Regions from separate parts of the Mus musculus genome. Here region 2 is linked to region 1. The links are chromatin loops, found by intact Hi-C in ENCODE. Cell type or tissue: heart. All regions are shown on one strand. Links, peaks and the distances in the headings refer to the core of each region. The heading gives the core; the rest is flanking DNA.

What was found. Peaks named below come from ENCODE experiments on the same cell type or tissue, not always from the same donor. Only the 100,000 strongest peaks of a DNase experiment are listed, where the experiment ranks them.
Region 2: a loop joins it to region 1, with 4 times the contacts of the local background. A loop is called at or near these places in 2 of 42 quality-filtered maps.

The regions. Positions count from the first base shown.
Region 1 is chr12:100,951,237-100,954,137 of GRCm38, reverse strand. Ccdc88c (coiled-coil domain containing 88C) reads left to right here. Exons shown (of 30, transcript NM_026681.5): 12 at 707-851. Among named protein-coding and RNA genes, the nearest start is that of A630072L19Rik, 15 kb to the right of the region's middle. In heart, for the core only: CTCF peaks have their summits at 1,231, 1,438 and 1,802 (motif pointing left); DNase peaks (open chromatin) are centred at 1,447 and 1,747; H3K27ac peaks cover 300 bases; H3K27me3 peaks cover 1,389 bases.
Region 2 is chr12:101,082,450-101,085,350 of GRCm38, reverse strand. It overlaps Ppp4r3a (protein phosphatase 4 regulatory subunit 3A), which reads left to right and starts at 1,649. Exons shown (of 15, transcript NM_211355.2): 1 at 1,649-2,622. The coding sequence starts at 2,481. D130020L05Rik (RIKEN cDNA D130020L05 gene) reads right to left here and starts at 2,900. Exons shown (of 2, transcript NR_038050.1): 1 at 852-2,900. In heart, for the core only: no CTCF peak of the experiment used is centred there; DNase peaks (open chromatin) are centred at 1,640 and 2,440; H3K4me3 peaks cover 2,065 bases; H3K27ac peaks cover 1,872 bases.

The DNA of each region.
Region 1 (2,901 bases), core at 316-2,815:
GGCGTTGGGGGAGGGGCGGGACTATCGGTGGAGGCAGGGCATGTGGGAAAGGGCAGGCTCTTCTGATGTGTCAGCTGCAGCTTGTTGACTGAAAGAAGCACCTACTATCTCAGTGGCTTGAGTGGGCACTTAACTGTCCTTGACACTTGTGGGACCTGACTTTTATGTTGCCTCTGCAAAAGTAACCACTCTTCTGCAAGGGTGAACACAGGTGTGTCCTTTTCAAGGGGTCCTCAGTGGCTCTCATGTTGAGCATTGGCATGCCATACCTATCACAGCACTTGAAGCTGCAGAGACCTACTTAGAACCAACAAGTACCCATCACCAGAGCGCCTGTCTCAGCACAGTGTTCCTTGTGTCCCTATGCTCAGAGAGTGTTCACTGAGACCTCAGACTTCCTTTTTTTTTTTTTTGGTTTTTTGAGACAGGGTGTCTCTGTATAGCCCTGGCTGTCCTGGAACTCACTCTGTAGACCAGGCTGGCCTCGAACTCAGAAATCCACCTGCCTCTGCCTCCCAAGTGCTGGGATTAAAGGCGTGTGCCACCACGCCCGGCTCCAGGACTTCCTTCTTGACCTAAGTAGAAATGTTATAGCTCTCTCTCTGTCTGGCAGGAAGCATGCTGTCACCTGCAGAGGAGAGAGGAGATACTGCGCGTCTGAGGCCAGTCAGACCCGTCCTCACACTTTTCCCTCTTTCTGCCCTAGGATCGGGATGCAGACAAGAAACAAATTGAGAAGCTGCTGGAAGAATACATGGTTCTGGAGATGGCTCAGAAGCAGAGCATGAAAGAGTCGGCCCACCTTGGCTGGGAACTGGAGCAGCTGTCCAAGAACGCAGACTTGTCCGACGGTAGGCAGCGCCTGTGCCCGGGGTCCAGCCCCGTCTCAGCCACTGCTGCTTACCCCGGAGCTGAGCCTTTGGCTCCGAGTCTTCCTAGCAACCCACCCACATTTACACAACTAAATGTGATTTCCTCAAGTGCCATTTGGAGCTGTTTCATTATAGCTCTCCCCAGGGGAAATGTAAGTGGCCTGGCAGCCCCAATGTCTGGAAGTAAACTACAAATGAAGTGTTGGGATTTCTTGGTTTCCCATATGCACTCTCAGGAGCTTCCAGATCACAGCTCTCTTCGCGATGACAGAAAGCCCTGACACCAGGAAGTGTCCCCAGTGGTCACTAATCCTTATTATAAATGTACCCCGGACATTATTTGCGCTGTTCATTTACATAATTGGGCAGGATGGCTGCTGCTTATCCCATCTCCCTGGTGGCAATGCTAAGTGGTGGCGGCTGCTCCCCAGTCCCAGGCTCTTTATGGATCTTCCCTGCTGGGGGGGGGGGGGGGGGGAGTCCTCCTTCCTGGCAAGTGCTGCTGCCCTCTGCTGGTACCCTGAGATAAGGTGTCCATTATGGGAAGGGTGTGGGACCCCAGTCAGCACTGCAGCAGGAAGCTCCAGAGCCCAACAAACAATAAGCCAATTCCTGTGTTTGAAAATAGCCTTGTTCACCTTTCCCATGCACCCGATGGCAAGTTAGTGTTGACTTAGCACTTTAGAGAGCCGGTGGGGGCGGTTGGCTTATTGTAGGTTTGAAAGATGCTGATAAAAGGTCCCTGAGAATACTGCCAAGGTTATTTCTTCCAGTGCTCTTACCAGCTCTGAACTTGAAAGGATTGAGTTAACTTGTGTCTGTGGACACTGAGTTGTGTCTGCTTTGGTGCCTGTGTACTGAGCTGAGTGAGGCGACTGGGAGCCACACCGGGTGGGAAAAGCATTGTCTCTCCTGTGAAGTTTCAAGTCTGCCCCCTGGTGGGCTGGAGAAGCAGTTCACACCCTCAGGGCCTGCTTCAAAGGCCCGAACAGTTCACACTGCTTGGTATAGTTTATGAACCCGTTAAGGTTCAGACATGGACATGTTTTATTTATTCTATTATTATTGTTATAAAATTTCATTTATTTATATGTGTATGCGTATGCGGAAGTCAGGAGAATTTGTGGGAATTGGTTCTTCCTTCACCATGTGGTGCTGGGCTCAGACCCAGGTCATCAGGTTGTGTGACATCCATGCCTTTTGACTCACTGGTCACATGACTTATGTGTTTGTTTTGGCCACGTATATAGTCTAGAGGGTCTTGGATCTCTTGGAACTGGAGCTACGACTATGAGCTGCCATGTGAGTGTTGCGAACTGAACGCAGGTCCTCAAGAACAGCCAGTGCTCCTAACTGCTGAGCCGTCTCTCTGGGCTAGTGACTTATTCTTAATGATAGTGTTGGTTAGTCTCACTATGCTGCCCAGACAGGCTTCAAACTCCTGGGCTCAGGTGATCTCCTGCCCCATTCTCCTGAATAGCTAGGGTTGAGCTGTGCCTGCCTCTAATGTTTCAGATTGTTCTTCTTGGATGGAGGATTGAAGTCAGTGCCTCGAACATACTGAGCGCACCCCTTACCACTGAGCAGCGCCTATGGCCTCTCAGAAAGACTTGGAAAGGCCTGGCCTAAGGAGCAGGTTTCGTGCTTGTTAGCCGAGTAACCTGGAGTGATACCAAGCCCTTAAACTGTAGCTTGCATCATCATGCCGAGTGGACATGTGAGGAGACAGGCTTTAGCCTTACCTGGCCTCATTTATGTTGTTGTGAGTCTTGGTTGCTGGGTGGTCTGATGAGTAAGCCTTTGTGCTCAGCGTGGAGCTTGCTTTAGTTAGTGGCAAGCCACTTGCTATTGGTACCGTTGTTAAGCTGTAGGAACGTGAATATTATTCTGTCCCAAGTCTCGGTATGGAAGAATGAGAAAGATGGACCCTGCTGATGGTGGCCAAGCCGTGCATGTCCCTAGTGCCGTGGTGGTGAACCTTTAAAAATGCCGAACATGAGGCCAGTGAGACAGCTCAGCAGGTAAAGCT
Region 2 (2,901 bases), core at 137-2,636, 130 kb before region 1:
AGGTCACTGCCCTGTGGGGATATTGGGGATGTCTGGGGGGGGGGGGGCTTGTTAGTTGACGTAGGAGCACCCAGCCCATGGCAGGTGGCAATATTCCCTGAGTAAGGTTGTCCTGGACTTTATAAAAAAAAACTAAGTATGAGGGGAGCAAGCCAACAGGCAACATTCCTCCATGGTTTCTGCTTCAGGCTCCTGCTTTGAGTTCCTGCCCTGATTTCCCTCAGCAATGGACTGTGACCTAGAAGTATACGCCAAATAAATTATTTCCTCACAGTACTTGTTCCCAAACACAAGCTGGCAATTCTGAAATTCTGAGAAGTACAAATCCTGGTGTACCCTGATTCAAAGTCTCTAAAGGACACTTTATAGAGGAGAGGAAGACCCGGATCATAGCAATTTAGGAAAGCTCTGGAAGACACAAAATAGTTTGTAAATGATTTCCATCATCAGAATAAGCCAGGAGACAAAATACTGAGACTGGCTAGGTGTGTTCTATTGGGTTCTGTACTCCAGCAAAACAGTTTCAGAGGGATGAAAGCAACAGTTTCTTCTTTGATGGGTAAAGAGTCAAGGCAGATAAGAAACTATTCACTGTGTAAGCTCTGCTAGTCAGTCTCCAAGGGCCTTTAAAAAGGTGGTTCTCAACATGTGGGTCTCGATCCCTTGGCGGTCAAACACGGGACACAGCAGATATCCTGCATATTACAGTTACGAAGTAGCAACAAAATGATTTTATAGTGAGGGAGGGGTCACCACAACAAGAGAAACTGTGTTATAAAAGAGTCAGAGCATTTTAGGAAGGTTAGAAGCATTGCTATAAAATAATCAGCATAGAGGGCCATACTGCTAACCTGCTCTGCTTGGAGCTCATGGGCTCCATCTAGATGCTTGAAAGGATTGCATTCTGGTATTTAGAAACAGCAACTGCTTTGTTTTTACATGCTTCCGAGTTTTGTTGGTGAATGATTTCAGGTATGTCTTTGCGAGCACTTGTCTCTGGTGTGGGTTAAGAAAGATCCCAGCTTCTCGCATACGTTGCTTCAGCCAGTCAGAGCAACATTGTGAGGCTGTGTTTCAAAAAAAACAAAAAAACAAAGAATTTCATCTTATTCATACAGTACGGCATTTATCTTTGCAAGCCCTTCAAGATGTGTTTTGTTATTTTGTTTAAAAAAACAAACAAACCAGCCTAGGGCTACAGACGATCAGCTTTGATAACCGACAGAGAAAGGGAGATAACCGCTGATTATTGTGAGGTGAGTGCTCAGAATGATCCCGGGGAGCAGTGCCACGCGTGAACACCGCGTCGAGGGTTTTAGACTTGCCCGGCCATTGCGTGCCTCACTGCATCCCGCCAACCTCGCGGTCCAAACGGTCCTCTCTCAGAAACTTCTCTATTTCAGGCCAAGGGAAGAAGAGGAGGAGGAGGAGGAGGGCGGGGGGAGGACGAGGAGGACGCCAGCAGCCCGCGCCCCCAGGGCCGACTGCAAAGGTCCTCCCTAAAGCGTCCGGAGAAGGCTCGCACGGGAAAGGACGAGCTCCGGGATCAGAGTCCAGTCTGGCTCCAGAAGCCGCCAACAGACTCCACACCCCTTCCCCGCCCGGAGCCGAGGTGATGACGAATTCAAAGTGCGACGGACGCACACGCAGCCCGCGCTTGCACGACAGTACGCGCAGGGCAGCGCGAGGGAGTCCCGGTCCGTCACCGGCGCGACTCGCGTCCCGCCTCCTCCGCTCCCGCCACCCCCGCAGCTCCGCGCCCGCCTCGGTGCAAGGCCTCGGCCGGAGCGAAGCTGCCGGCTCCCGTCTTGTCGCTTTAAGTGGTGGGGCTTGCGGGCCGCCCCTGCCGCTACTGCCTAGGTGGCCCCGCGCGCCGCTTTTGAGGGGCGAGCCAAGATGGCGGCGGCTTTGGCTCTGTGAGGAAGACGGAAGAGGCGGCGGAGTAGGGAAGGCGGCTTCTAAGAAGAGCCAGGGGTTCTCGGGTGGCCAGAGGCGTTCGGAGTCTCCCGGGAAGTGCTACCTCACCGGCTTCGGATGCTTTAAGCGGGAGGAGCGGAGCGGGGCTTCCTGCTGCAGCGGCTGGGCCAGGTACAAGGGAGGAAAACATGGCGGCGGCGGCCTGAGGAGGCGGCGGCGCGGGAAAGCGGCTCTGCGGAGGTCATGGTGGAGGCCGGAGCGGGTCTGTGAACCGAGCCGCACCTCGTTGGAACGGCGGGCCGGTAGGCTGCGTAGTGCTGCGCGTTCCCTGTCGGGGCTGCTGGGCGGCCGCGCTCGCTCGGCCTGGACAATAGCGCCGGGGAGAAGGAGACGAGAGAAGGCGGCGGCCCGGGGCTCGGACCCGGGAGCGGGCCATGCGAGCGGCGGCGCAGCTCCGCGGCGGCCAGCGGTGGCACTGAGGTCCCGGAGTTCCCCGTTTGCGGCCGCCCGCCTTTTCTGGACACTGTCCCTGGGCCACTCGGGCGGGGCCCCCGGCCGGCACGATGACCGACACCCGACGGCGGGTGAAGGTCTACACGCTCAACGAGGACCGGCAGTGGGACGACCGGGGTACTGGCCATGTGTCCTCCGGCTACGTGGAGAGGCTGAAGGGCATGTCCCTGCTCGTCAGGGCGGAGAGCGACGGTAAGTGACCCTCACTGGCCCCTCTCAGAGCAGTGGCGCTCGGACTGGGACGGCGGGAGTGCGGACGGGAACGCCACGGGGTACCCAAGTCCGGTGGAGCTCGGTGGAGAGCATTCGGGGTGTCCATCCTTAACCCGAAAACCTTGTGGCGTTGGGATTTCGAGCAGAGCGGAGCACGTTGCGCCGTGCTGCCTTTCCAGTGCAGAAAGGTCGGAGACCTGAGATCCTCTTTCCCCGGTGGTTTTTGCACCGTCGTGACCTTGAGAAAGGCATTTAACG